Linked DNA regions of Homo sapiens: all the other regions are linked to region 3. A link is a loop called in an ENCODE intact Hi-C map of the cell type or tissue named here. Cell type or tissue: endothelial cell of umbilical vein. All regions are shown on one strand. Links, peaks and the distances in the headings refer to the core of each region. The heading gives the core; the rest is flanking DNA.

Region 1 (6,116 bases), core at 1,929-4,428, 68 kb before region 3:
CTTTCTGATTTCCTGAATGTCAGCTGTGCTGACTTTCACTACGTCAGCTCTTTGAACTGTTCAGTAAACCTCTGCCTTCCTCAAATTCCTCCCTTCTTGAAATGCCTAGAGTAATCTTGTGTTTCCCTATTGAAACTTGACTGAATGTACACAAAATAGGCATTCTGGTGGATGCAAAAATTCAGGCAATAACCATCCCCATTTCTTTTCTTTTTTTTTTTTTTTTGAGACAGAGTCTTGCTCTGTCGCCCGGGCTGGAGTGCAGTGACGCGATCTTGGTTCACTGCAACCTCCGCCTCCCGGGTTCAAGCAATTCTCCTGCCTCAGCCTCCCGAGTAGCTGGGATTCCAGTCGTGTGTCACCACACCCAGCTAATTTTTGTATTTTTAGTAGAGACAGGGTTTCACCATGTTGGCCAGGCTGGTCTTGAACTCCCTACCTCAGGTGATCCACCCGCCTTGGCCTCCCCTAATTCTTGTAAAAAATGCCTGGATATAAAATACGGTTTTTTGAAAAATATATGAAAACAAAGACCTTAAGAATAGAGAAATCGGCCAGACGTGGTGGCTTACACCTGTTATCCCAGCACTTTGGGAGGCTGAGGCGGGCTGACTACCTGAGGTCTGGAGTTCAAGACCAGTCTGACCAACATAGTGAAACCCCGTCTCTACTAAAAATACAAAATTAGCCGGGCATGGTGGTGCATGCCTGTAATCCCAGCTACTTGGGAGGCGGAGGCAGGAGAATCACTTGAACCCGGGAGGCAGGGGTTGCAGTGAGCCAAGATTACTGCCACCACACTCCAGCCCGGGCAACAAGAGTGAAACTGTGTCTCAAAAAAAAAAAAAAGAAAGAGAATAGAGAAATGGATATACACAACTAGGGAAACATAAAACCAAGACTTTAAAAACTGCAGAAAAATAATTGTAGAACACAGAATTTTAATATTATAAACCTTGACACTGTAATATTCAGAATTACCACAATCCAGATTTATTTATAAAAACATATATTTATAAAAACACATATATTTTTATATTTGTATATTCATTGGTCTGTTTTTCCCACTAGAATGTAAGCTCCATGATGACAGGGACTTTGCTTTGTTAACTCATATCCCCAGTGCCTAGAACTGTGCCTGGCATGTATATCCAATGCATATTTACTGGATGAATGAGCACATGAATTTCCTGCCTGAACATACAATATAAAGTATCCCTCTCTCTCCACTTTGCTATGATTTGCTGGTGAATTAGAATAAGCTACCCTCCTCCCACACAGATATTTCTGTGATGCCTTCCTCTATCACTCGACTCAAAGATTTTACAGCAAATTATTATGGAAACTCTCTCATTTTATACATTGGGTTTTGTTTAGCTCTTAGTCATACTGATGGCCTATTTATCTCCCACTATATTTGATAAAGCAAATATTGATATTTTATGTGTGTATGTGTGTGTGTTGTGGTATGTCATATGTTTGTTTAATGTTTTTATCAGAAAATTTGATTATCTTTGACCTTGACTAACCCTGATATCTGAGATAATTTTTCTATTTAGTAAAACTAATTTATGTAGAATGTTTTTCTATTTTTTATTTATTAAGCAAGAGGTTGTAAAATGCTTATTCTTTTCAGATGCTATATTTATCCCAAAAGAGCTGAAAAAGTATCACTGAACTGTCAAAGAAAGGTGGTATGAAGTAGTTTAACTTGAAATATTATTTTGAGAAATATAAAGACAATGTATCTCATTAGATCAATTTTTTTCAAGAAAGAATATAGGACATCCATGTCCCATGTTAAGTTCAGCATCACAGAACTATACTGATTGAGATTCAACCTACTTTCAATTCATAATAAAATACAATTGTTGCTTTTCTTTTAATTTTCAACTAGCAAGTAGTACTCTCTCCATTAACATCAATGGAAAAACAAAAACAAAACAAAACCAGCGTCTCCACTTGGCAGGAAGTATTTATGGCTGTATATAATGCAGATAAGTTTGTTTGAGAATGTAGACAGCATTCTAGACAATCACTAGAGATAGGACCTTAATTTAACCCCAAGCCTGAAGCATTTCCTCTGGGATGTGGATGACTGATAACACGGAGGAGGGCAGAGAAAGTATAGATTTATTGAAAAATGGATGTTGCAAGCAGGGGGTGTTAAATTTCTTCCTCTAAATCATTGTTAGAAGAACAAGCTTAGATTTCTGCTTCAGGATGAAAATCCTAACTGTTGGAAGAGAGAGAAATTTTCAAAATCACAGGTAGCCGGCATTTCTAACTTTCATTTCAAAAGCATTAAACCACATACTTACCTCTAGCTCATCTTGCAATAAGACAGCATGACTACACTTGCTTTTAATATCCTCTACACAAGATTCTTCCGTGATTTTTAATTTAAAGAAAATGAGCCCTTTACTGACAGCTCGATAACCTTTCCCATGGGAACAACAGAAAAAGGTTTCCCGTTCACAGCACTAATGAGCAGTATATAATAGCCAGCTTCTTTAAATGGTGTAGTAAATATATCTTTATTAACAAACATTATGTATTATGTGTTTCTAGATCACAATATTTAAGAATAACCTTTTAACGAAGTGAATAAATAAGCCATAACAGGTTTCTTGCCCTTTACTAAGCAAAATATCAAGAACTTCTGCAAGGGCAGAGGTTAAGTGACTCTTTTATTTACTAATGATAAAGTTAATTGCATGAAACCTAATTCCACCCAGTTGGAAAAAGAATTTTTCTTTTAACACTTGACCCTCACAGTCATTTTTGAGAAATATTGCAATTCTTCAAATGAAGCTTACCCTCATCTCGCCCAATAGGTTTAACTATTGCAAGCAAAGCACTGGCTATATTCCATTTATAATGGCTAGCTAGGAACAGTAAATGTCTACTTCTTACCAGGGCTGCTCAGAGTAGCAGTTTTAATATCATTTAATAGTAAATATTCTTTATTATTCTTTTCACTGTGAACTAACCAAGTGGCACAATTCTGTGGCTAATTATAAAATCGCCTACATTACAGAAGAATTAAAACAGCAAATGAGTCATCTGGAGAGCTGCCATGGTTTTTCTAAAATTCTACACACACTGCACGTGAATTTTAATATGTAATTTTAATTACACAACTCTTCCCAGCAAACTCTTCTCATTACTTAGGCAGTGTGTGTGTGTTTCTTTTACCTTGATTACAAAGTCAAACCATTTTAGCTGAAATTAAAAATATCTGTGTATTTATAGAGAAAACAGAGGGTTGTGTTTTGATAAAGCCTCCAGAGGAGGAGGGCAAAACTTAACCCTGTAAGGAAGGAAGGCTGCCTGGTCTTCATATCAGACAGCGGCTAAGGAAATCCTAAGAGAGTTTGTTACATGAACCAGTGGGTTGAGGCAACCTTTAACGTACAGGAAACTGGAGTTAATTAAACTGTTACCGGGATCCTATCTATCATCCTAGCGTGTGCTCTATCCCAAGTCCATTTACATTTTAGAATTGAAAAAATGTTCTCAGGACTGTTGATAAACCATGTTTACTGTCTCTATTGATTTGCTACTTTTGCATAACCTTTATGTTTTAATTATCTTATAGTATTTCTTGAAGGCTCTTCTGTAGCGGTTGCTATCTGATTAGACTTTACTGGCAATTATTAAACACTAGGAGTACACCTTTTAATGGATTAATCTGCTTCAAAGTTATAAGATGACTACAGGAGTGAAACTGCCAGGAAAAAATAATGTCACCTTACTCAGTGCTATTTTCAAGCCACAGTTATTGTGTTTACTGTAGAGGAGATATGCTCAGATTATATGTGTGGAATCAGGGGAAGGGTCTTTTACATATAGTATGTCTGACACGGCATCTACCATTAATCATTAATCATATAATCAAAATACAAATTTAAAATCTCATGAATTAGCATTCTGTGAAAGAGCTAGAGTTTGACCTTTTTCTGATAATAAATATTTTTACTGAATGAAATTTTTGTTCATTGTAAATTAGAATTGCACAATGTATGTTTATTTCTTCATTTTAACTAACATTTACTGAGTACTTACAATGTATCAGGCATTGTACTAAGAGCTCATTACATGGATCACCTCATGATCATGGACTACATTAGCCCCATTTTACACATGAAAAGACAGAAGCACAGAGAGGTTAAGTAGTTTGCCTCAGGACACACAGCCTACAAGTATTTCAGTACTACAAGTATTACAGCCTGCAAGTATTGGAAACCCAACAGATTTCCAACTTAAAGTATTTGATTCTAGAACTCTGTAGCTTTACTACTAGGCCATACCCTATGGGATATATTTCAGTAATGGAACCCAAATACCACTAAATGAAGAATGACCAGGTCATGTTATGCTTTTAATATTTTAATATCTAAATACTTGCCCAGAGCTTTAATTTGAAGATCCAATTATGACAAACTGGATTCCAAAATTCAAAATAGCTCAGACCCAATTATAATATTGTTTAAAGTTTATGTGCATATATTCTATTTCAAGAAGCTTGACCATTCTGAATGGATTTCTGTAAGAAGATATAACAAGAAAAATTGATTAGATCCTGTCTGCACTTCTAAAACAAACAAAATATGATCCTGAATTTGCTGATTTACCACTATTATCTCAAAGCCAAACATTAACATCAGGAAACATATAGTATTTATCTACACAGTGTTGGTTGTAGTTAACAGGAACCTGGTAACATTTTCCCCAAACACTCTAATGACAATCCTGAGTTGAACCTTCCATTCATTTATTTTAGTTTTGAGTGTGGGAGGGAAGGAAATCCCTGATCTTTCTAGCACAAGTAGTGGACTCACAACCACTAAGTTTCTGGTGGCACATAGGATCAAAGACATCAAGCTCAGTAGGTCATATAAGCCCCTATTTCACCTTCCTCCCATCCATTCCATATTGAGTAAGCAAAACAGAATAGTGCAGTAGTTCTAAGGGCACTCTAAAGCCAGGCTGCCCGGATTCTCAAAGCTCTGCCTCACACTAGCTGCATGACCACAGACAAAATAGCCACTCTGGGGCTTAATTTCGCCATCTGTGAAGTGGGAATCATATATATTGAATATAATTTATGATGAGGATTAAATGAATTACTACTTGTAACGAACTCAGAAGAGTGGCCTATAAATAGCAAGCACAATGTGTTGTATTGCCCTATTATTAGTGGTAGAACAGTATCCTGGGCACTATGCTAGGCACAGTCTTATAACAGTCTTATAACTTTGATCTACTTAGGGATTTAATTTATTGGAAAACTAACAAATTACAGCAATAGCAAGACCTAGACCTTGACCCCACACTGTCACATCTTTTCTCTTATTTGTCTAGCCAGTGTTTATACTCCAAGGGGAACATGGCTGAAAATAGGGAAGGTCTGGATGAAATGTCAGCCTAGAGTGGCCCATTTCCCAAGACCCTCCAGGGTAATTCTGGATATGGTGATGTTCGCATGCTCCCCTGCCTAGTCAGCACCAGGGCAGCATGCAACCTCACTGGCCACACATGGGCTGCTGCCCAAGACCTTTCAATGTAACATTCTGCTTCAGCTGGAAACTTTTGCAGTATCTGCACACTCCCCTAGGAAAACATTGATCTCTTTCACCATGCTCATGGGCTGCAGGTACAAAAACAGGGATCATTTACTGAACCCTTCAAACTGGTTTGCCTACAAAGGAAAAAGAGGCATTCTTATTTTTTTATATCAGTTGATCTTACTCTATTCCAATAATAACCCACCCACAGTTACAAATGCAGAGGAAACTGACAGACAGGCACTGTCTGCCTTGTCATCTAACAGTTCATTGTCTCTCTCCCTCCCTGCACCAGCAGTGATCCAGGATGAGCAGGATATAGGTTGGGCCACGGTTCTCTAGTGCCAGCTCTGCATACCTGTGGATTCAGCAATGCACTCTTTAGCCCCCAGCCCCCCTCAGGAATTCCTAGAGGAGCCCAGCGCTCCCTCTCTTCCTGGCCTGCCTGTGGCCCAAAATACCCTTCCTTGAAATCCAAAGCCCAAAGCTTCCACCTACAGAATATAGGCAATCTGGTCTACTTCCTTTCTCCGTGTTTAACCCCTT
Region 2 (2,500 bases), core at 1-2,500, 110 kb after region 3:
AAAAGTAATGTATAAACTGACCAAAAATAATCACATCCCCTTGAAACCAAGTATTTACTTTAAAAGATTAGGGCAATTTTTCTGCTTCCTGAATTGTTGGGATTATAACTCCAATTCTTCACTTACTTGGACTTTGCCAGATTTGGCTTCAAATCATGTGGCACTGATGTAAAACACACCCAGAGACCTACCATGAAGTTCAAGCACCAGGAAAGCAGCACCACAAGGAACAAGCAAAAAGTAGCAAAACAGAAAAGTTAACCACTCCCAGGATTTCTAGAACACAAAATCCGTAAGAGGCGAAACCAGCGAATCTCTCCTACATGGGAAAACTTTGTCTTATGGGGAATTTTCAGGCACAAAAATAACCCATGTGACAAATAAAGATGATAGAAACAGGTAGCAAAATCCTACAACGGGCAAGAATGCATCTGGTGTCATCTGTGACACCAAATTTCAGATTCTCTCTCACGTAGAAAAAGAGTGGGCTTCAGCCACAGGGTGGAGGGACTGCCCATTGAAAACTACATATGGTACCTCTAAAATGGTATACTGTCCCCACTGTTTTTTTAGAACAACTAGACCTGAAAATCTGTTCTGAATGGAATAATCCCCTTAAGATCTGTGTTTGGTTCCTCCCTTACTGAACAGCATCATCTCTCCGCTCTCCTTTCTACAATGTAGTGATGAATAAACTAAGTGCAAGAAAACCGCACTAATATGAGTGGAATCAAATAGATCAGGCAGGCACAATGGCTATGTTTCAGGAGGCTGGATAATTCAGGATTAAAATATGTGCCTCTGTATGCCAAGATGCAATGAGCATCCCAGCCATTTCATTCAGCAAATCAAATAGTCTCTCTTTCTCAAAGACGACCATGTTGTGGAGCAAATACATTTAGGACCAGTGTTACCGGAAGCAAAAGAATGTTTTTCCTAAGTGCCAGAAAACAGGCGATTTAGACATAAGCAAACAGCCCAAAGAACCTGCCTGACTCTTCCCTGGCAGAGGAGAGCCACAAATAAGGCAATAACATTTCAGTTTCATGAGTCAGATGCTAGAGAATGAAAAGATTTCCTCTTTCTGCTGTGGGTCATTGTGGGGATGACTTCAAGAGATATCACCATGGAGTTCACACAGCACAACAAGCACAACAATGGAAACTTGGAATGGCAGCATTGCCTGCTCTCTAACGTGCCAAATCCCTTATGTTAGCTCTTATACACATGCTATTTGCTTAGAGTATTATTTTTTTCCTCCTCATCTCTGCAATTTTGATAATAGTTTCTTTCCCATAAGTTTCTTATCTGACTGCAGAATCTAGTGGCCTTATAAGAATAATTGAAGAAACGTAAAGCCTCTCATTACCAACCAGAGAGCCTTAAATACATGTACCATAAATGTTTGTGGAATCAAACTTTGCTTAATCAACATCTGTTTGAGGCAAATAAATGTAAAAGTTATTCATTAGGGTCCAGGTCATCTCCACTATTTGAATTTGGGTAAGATTTGCTCCTGCTGTAGTCCAAAGGAGAAGTTATATTCATGAATATTTAATTAGTGCCACCTTTTAGAAAAAAAAAAAAAAACTAAAAGGAGAGCAAATAGCAGCTGCTTTCTAAAACCTTACTCTTTCTTGCATCCTCAACCTCCAATAAGAATTCTATCCAACCATGCTGCATATACAGATGTTTTAACTTTCCTCCCTGTGGCAACAATTGTAGAGTTTGTCTTACAACTCCAGCCCAACTCTTTTGGAATATACTCCACTGACAATTAGGGCAGGAAAGCTTAGGGCTCCCAGGCACTGGCATAGCTTGGGCTCCTTCCATGACCCAGTCTCTACCAAGTAGACACACCCACATGTGATTTGGAAGGCCAGAGGCAGAGCCTCGGCTTGTGCTGCTTCTTTCTGTTGATGAGCACAGCCATGGAAGATATTAATTTCTCTGTTGCAGTAATAATCAAGGACCCAGGGTCGAGTCCTTAGTATGGTGCCACACTGGACCCAGTAAGCCTTTCCTGGGGCCAGAAGAGGAGGACTGAGCAGAAGGCAAGAGAGAAAATATCCAGACTCAAGGTTCCTGACTCACAGCTCAGAAGGAAAAATAAAAACTTGTGGAGGGAGAGACAGCCAGATAGCTGAGGCCTGAATTGCTAAATAGTAAGGCTAGTGCCCTTCTCTCCTAACCTAGGCAGACAGCAACCCTTTTAGAAAAGTCTCACATCTGTGGATATGAACAGACACTTCTCAAAAGAAAACATTTATGCGGCCCAGAAACACAAGAAAAAAGGCTCACATCATCACTGGTCATTAGAGAAATGCAAATCACAACCACAATGAGATACCATCTCACACCAGTTGGAATAGTGATTATTAAAAAGTCAGGAAACAACAGATGCTGGTGAGGATATGGAGAAATAGGAATGCTTTTACACTGTTGGTGGGAGTGTAAATTAGTTCAACCATTGTGGAAGATAGTGTGGCAATTCCTCAAG
Region 3 (6,116 bases), core at 1,843-4,342:
TTTTAAAAATAGATAATAAAGTGCCACACATTTCTCTCAAAAAAAAAGAAAAAAACAAATAATCATATATTTTCTTAGGAAGGAAAGGTGAATTATTTGAACTGGCCTTTTAAAAAAATTACTGATAAAACACTCAGATCAGTGCCAAATCTATTTCCTAGAATATTTACCCAGGCCAAGGCTGAGTTAATAGCATTCTCCAAGCTTTCTTGCTTCTGAGATATACTTGATCCATCTCACGGCAACTATTATTAGTGAAATATTACTGTCAATGCCCAGTCGGGAGCTCTCTAGCTGCATATTAACTAAACTTGGGCATTTATAAAACTAACATTATCACAATATAGTTATTAACTAAACTTGAATCACTTTAAAAAGAAGTAAAATTTAAGGAAACATCAGTTGTAGTTTCCTGAATTTAACCTAGAAATTTGATATGAATAGGATACTCAGTCAATAATGATAGATATAGATAGATAGATAGGTAGATAGATAGATAAATAGATATACACACACATACACATACCTACACATAGTGGCAGAGATAATGTTTACCTGACATTAATCAGATAAACATGGGAAAAAATGCAAAGCAACAAGTGTGAGAAGACCTCAGAAGAAAATGATGAACCCTAAGATGATATGGATTGGTTTCCCCAAGTCGATGGAGTTGGGGAAGTTGGCATGAGGAAGATAGTTTTGACCCAAGTTCAACAGAATGAGAGACTAAGTAGATAAAGATGGTAAGAAAGGGACAGAGGCCAGCTTGGAGGTGGTTAAAGATGGGTTAAAGCTGAGAACAGCAAAGATTTGGTTTTCTCACAATGAACCCAAGAATATGTTTCTTCAATCACTACATCTTGTTTAGTACTATAGATATTTTTATTGATTATTACTATAATACTAAAAAATATTATTTAATATTGTAAGCAATCACTACTTATAAGGACTCATCAGATCACAGAACTAATCTAAAATATGTTCATTTATGTACAAGAGAAAAGGAAACTGGGGTACAAGTAAACAGACTATGCATTTCACCAACTGGGCCTCAGTTTCCACCATAAAATAAAGGTATGTCTTCAAGTTAAAAGTACTGGAAAATAGTCACAGAATGGCTTAAGCAAGCAGGGAAAATATTGGCTCACTCATTTCTCTGTCTCTCTTTTCAGTTTTTCTCTGCATCGAATTTGTTTTTTGACAAGCTCTTTCGACCTGGGGTCAAAGACAGCCCATGGCAGCTCAGAGCACTAGAGCTAGCAGTCCTCAATGACACGGAGCCCTCTTTCAAAAGCTCCAGTAATACTCTCAGGAAATGTTCGAATGGGCCTGTTGGGTCACATGTCCGTACCTGACTCAATCACTGTAGCCAGGGGAATGGTGTACTGTGATAGCCAGGCCGGGTACCATGCCCATTCCTGGGGCATGGGATAGGGGGCCATGTGGTTTCTAGCCTCCCTGGATAAGGGAGGAACAACTACTGAAAGGAAAAGATGCTGTTGAAACAGATAAAATGCGAATGACCACTGCAGTGAATTATTTAACATTTTTAAAAATTAATATTCTACTACCCTAAATTTACTGACAAAACAGAGGCAATATGCATATTCTAAAACTCTTTACAAGGCGTATGTTTTGATTTCCTGAGAAAGCTCTAATGGCCCTTGCCAACACACTAAATGGCAGTTTGCATTGCCTGTGTGTTCTGTCATAAACATAACGTGCTTCACGTCTCTCCTCGGTTTATACATCTTCATTTTTAATTGGCCACTAATGTTTTCTGAATGTCTTCACATTCTCGCACAGTGCACTATAAGAAGGTAGATTCTACCCACATACACTCTCATAAAGATTTCAGAACCTTAGAATACCTCATCGGTTTGCACTGCTAGAAACGCTAGGTTTCCAAAGGGACACAACCAAGATCAAGAGGGAAGAAAGGAGTACTATCCCTGGCTGAACTCCAACTTTGGCCAAACATAAGCAAATAAGTAAAATTTGTCTTTGGTGTTTGCCTCCATCTAGGTTTCTATCTCTCAGAGCCCACAGAGCCAAAGCTTTTTCAAGATAACCCTTACTTCCCCAGACACACTTCTAGGCTGCTGCTAAAACTGAAGTTCCCTGAGAAACAAAAGAATGAGAACACAAAAAAAGCATTCAATGGTTTATTTTACATCATAAAGGGAATTCATATCAATAACAATAAGTGATAATTAATTAAAATTGAAAAAATTGTCCTTGTTCTGTGTTGCTTCCACTGAATAATTTATCACCGCATCACCAACCAACCCAAACATGGCCACGATATAGAAGGAGCAGTCTCTCTCCTTCTGCTTTTAATTTGGCTCTCCCAGCCTCACGTCTACCCCCAACAACCTTCTCACTCCCCACCCCTTGAATCCTGTGGCTTCATAGACATTTTAATGCTAATCACCATGGTGTTTAGCAGTTCCCTCTAAATCCTTGTCTAACCAAGGTGAAATTTGGTATTTTATCGGCTTTAAGCAACTGCTTCACAAAAAAGAGACCACATGACTTTGTTTCTGAAGAAGAGCAGATCATCCCGACACAACCTGAGGAATCTACAGAAAAACTACTCCTGACGTCTGCTCTGCATTAAGTCTCACTCCATGGCTTTGTTATTTTTGGACAGTGAAATTACAGAGTTGCATGCCAAGCTCTTCCCAACAGCAGGTTAATTTAGCTATGTCGGCTGCTAAGTTCCTATTTTATCCTGCTTGCCACTTAGTCGCTTAAGGACAAGTCTGGGTCTTTATCTCCTCCCAGGATGGCCTCCTAAGTGCTGCTTGTTAAAAATGACACAATGCCAATATTATAATAAAGATACAGCTTAAATATTTGAAGTAAACAACAAGGTTATTACCAACTAACTGCCAAATACAGGCTACTTCTGATAAGTCTTTCAAAAAAACAAATCAAAACAAAAACCCACATGGTTTTCATTTTTCACACACAGATAGGGTCATTTTAATATAACCAGAGATGGGGGGACACATTATGCAAATGTAGTAACAAATGTAAAATGATAAATTAGCAAGCAACTGTTTAATTATTACTGTGAGTAATTCCTGTAGATTGTGCCACAGCTAATGAACCTGAACTTGTCCTGGTTGACTGCAGTGTTCTGTTGAAACATTTCCGTTTGGTTTGTTTGCTGCCTCTGCAGCTCAGTGAAGTAGATAGCATCTGTTTAATGAGCTCCCACTTCATTACAGAGCTGTACTACTTACTGAGTCATTCTCCTTAAGCATGCAGGCTGTGTACTCTGCTGTTGTTTTAAAGCAAATACTAATTTATGATTACCTGTCACATTAGGCCATCGAAAATTGTACTCACACTGGCTCACATGAGCAGAATGCTAATGAGCTGATTACGGTCTGTGGTAGTGTCCCTTGCTTATAATCCACGGACATAAATTCAGATCCCAGTACAATATGGGCTCCAGAACAATAGATGCTGTTTGAGGGGAAGGAGAGGGAAGGAAAGGGGGGTGAAATCATCACATGTAAATGCACAGACTCTCTCAAAGCCGACAAACTCAGCAATGACCTAATTCAATGTGCACGGATCGTCAGAAACACCCGTTACACTATGTCACGTACAGAGGAAGATGAATGACTCTCTGGCTATTCACTCCCTGGCATGGTCATTATCTAATTGAAGTCTGATGCCCAAGCAAGGCGGATCCTGACACGGTGACTGCAAGCCTCTATTGTATGGAATAAATCCTATAGATGCGTCCTAAAATGATGCTTGCAGAGAAAATTCCAATCAATAACACTTTTCCAAATTGTAGCTTTTCATCTTAAAGCCTAATATTTACCTGCAGGCTTTAGCACAATGCTCTTTTACTAGTTTTTTTTCCCCCTCTGTCTTCCCTTACAAGCATGCCATTTGCACTTTCAAATACAATATTATGCAAAATACTTCACTAAATGTCTTTTATTTTTAGTTTATCCCCTATAATTTGCCCTCATAAATTAAAACTATGGGAAGATGTGATTTTTGCCTTTTTATTGGCAGTCTGCTCAGTTTGGTTTTTTGTTTGTTTATTTTAACAGTCCTTACTTTATTCTGCATGGGGACACCGTGGTTTGCGTCAGAGAGCTTGCTGCCCTTGCTGGTTCAGGGAGATCCACAAATACCACTTTCTTAGAAATGTGTGCACCAGTCATAATCTGTGGTTACAAATACTGCTTGAGACATCAAACGTGAGGATCAGCAATGATAGAGGTGGCCAAGAAACATTCATAATCACACTCACATCTAGAATATTGCTGCCCTTGCTAGTTCAGGGAGATCTACAAATATCACTTTACAGATGCCATGGGTTCCATCTATATTAGTCTCTGCAATGGAGATTAGAAAACCTAACCAAGGTAGCTTATATGATACACGAGAATACAAAGATTAGTCTTCTACATATCAGCCCCCAATACTCACTCTCTTTAATCCCTCTCCTCCTTTTTCTCCTCCTCCTCCTCCTTCTCCTCTTCCTTCTCCTTCTTCAAGACCACCTACTTAGAGACTACAACTTTCCCCCTAATAGAACTTAATATTTTTCAAATTTTCATTTTCCAGTGTTTCATTGTTCAGGACTTGCAACTGGGCTAATGGAAGGCAAGAATAAAAAGAAAAAAATGTCTACCTTTGATACTGTTAAAAGAGAAAACAGGTGACAATAAGCATGAGTCATACCTATGTATGCTCATTATACATTTTAAACTAAACCCTAAACCTTATAAACTTATATCATATAGTATCTAGCAGTTCTGGATATCATCTCTTTCAATAGGTGGCTATTTTATGCCTCATCTCTTTCTCACTACAGTGAGTGGAGTAGGCCCTAAACTAAAATGAAGCAAACCTGAATTCTTTTGTCCAAGAACTACACAGCACTCTAAACTATAATTCTGAGTTTGACTGCTTCACAGGTCAAAATAACTGCTAAGATTCCTTTTAATTCTACTATTTTATAATTCCACTTTCTTAGCAATCATTAAAGGAGCCCTAATCAGTATGGGTGTCCAAGACTATTAAATTGCTAATATTAATTTTAACCACATTTCTGATTTACTCTCATAAGATGAAAACAGTTCTTAAAAATTAGCAATTTTCTTCAATGCACAAATGAAGTGATATGGCTTTTCATTTCAAATGATGCCAATTTACACCATGGCAACCCTGACCCACTGTTTCCTGAAAGAAACCAAGGTTTAATTCATCCTTGTGATGCACAAATCTGATTCTAACTACACACAAATAATAAATTATTGGGCAAATTTGCATATAGTTTTTTTAATGGATCTTTAAGAATCTAGTAACCCAGCTCATGTTATTATCTTAATATGAATCACAAGATTTCAAGTCACTCAACAGAATATTTTTCATAATACCTATGTTTAAACTGCAGAAAAATGGAAGCAAATTAGTTAATTACTGTCTTCAGCTGTATGGGTGCTAACAAATTCTTTTTCCTCACCTATAATGAACTCCCAATGCCAGCCAAGATGGGGGAGCCGTGAGCAGCGTTGCAGGTTTTTTTCTGCAAAAACAAATTGCTTTTCCTGATTTACATGGGAAAAAAAGACTGAGTGCCTATTTACACACTGGATAATCCAATTTGATTATTTTGCAAAACAGTCACTTTCCCCTTATTGGCAGCACTAAGTATTGTGCAGGCTCTCAACTGGAAGGAAAAAGGATATGCATTAGATACAAGGCCACACAATGACTGTGCTCAATTCAACAAGTAAAGTGAGTTTATTTTAAAAAGAAGGTGGAGAGGCAATGAGAAACATTTGGTTGTATGTCTACAAAAAGTATCTGCACTTGATATCCACAAAGAAGACTAATATGGGGAAATCTCACCAAGACTGAAAAAAAAGGAGAGGTTTTATTATGTACTCTTATTTGGTGTGTCTCATAGGATTTTGCACATTTGTCCAATTCTCAAGAACACATTCTTTTGGGGCCAGAATAGAGATAACAGCTATTAAATATTCTTTCATAGGATGAGCCAGATAAAATATATGAAGATTTATAGATACAGATAAAGATATAGAAATATCTGTAATTCAGTCAATAACCAACAA

Evidence for each region. Peaks named below come from ENCODE experiments on the same cell type or tissue, not always from the same donor. Only the 100,000 strongest peaks of a DNase experiment are listed, where the experiment ranks them.
Region 1: a loop joins it to region 3, with 7 times the contacts of the local background. A loop is called at or near these places in 7 of 110 quality-filtered maps.
Region 2: a loop joins it to region 3, with 8 times the contacts of the local background. A loop is called at or near these places in 11 of 110 quality-filtered maps.

The regions. Positions count from the first base shown.
Region 1 is chr5:123,879,125-123,885,240 of GRCh38, reverse strand. No RefSeq gene overlaps it. Among named protein-coding and RNA genes, the nearest start is that of CSNK1G3, 370 kb to the right of the region's middle. In endothelial cell of umbilical vein, for the core only: no CTCF peak of the experiment used is centred there; DNase peaks (open chromatin) are centred at 2,080 and 3,230; H3K27ac peaks cover 1,589 bases.
Region 2 is chr5:123,699,378-123,701,877 of GRCh38, reverse strand. No RefSeq gene overlaps it. Among named protein-coding and RNA genes, the nearest start is that of CSNK1G3, 190 kb to the right of the region's middle. In endothelial cell of umbilical vein, for the core only: no CTCF peak of the experiment used is centred there; a DNase peak (open chromatin) is centred at 1,117; H3K27ac peaks cover 2,215 bases.
Region 3 is chr5:123,811,526-123,817,641 of GRCh38, reverse strand. No RefSeq gene overlaps it. Among named protein-coding and RNA genes, the nearest start is that of CSNK1G3, 300 kb to the right of the region's middle. In endothelial cell of umbilical vein, for the core only: no CTCF peak of the experiment used is centred there; DNase peaks (open chromatin) are centred at 2,791, 2,921 and 3,401; H3K27ac peaks cover 792 bases.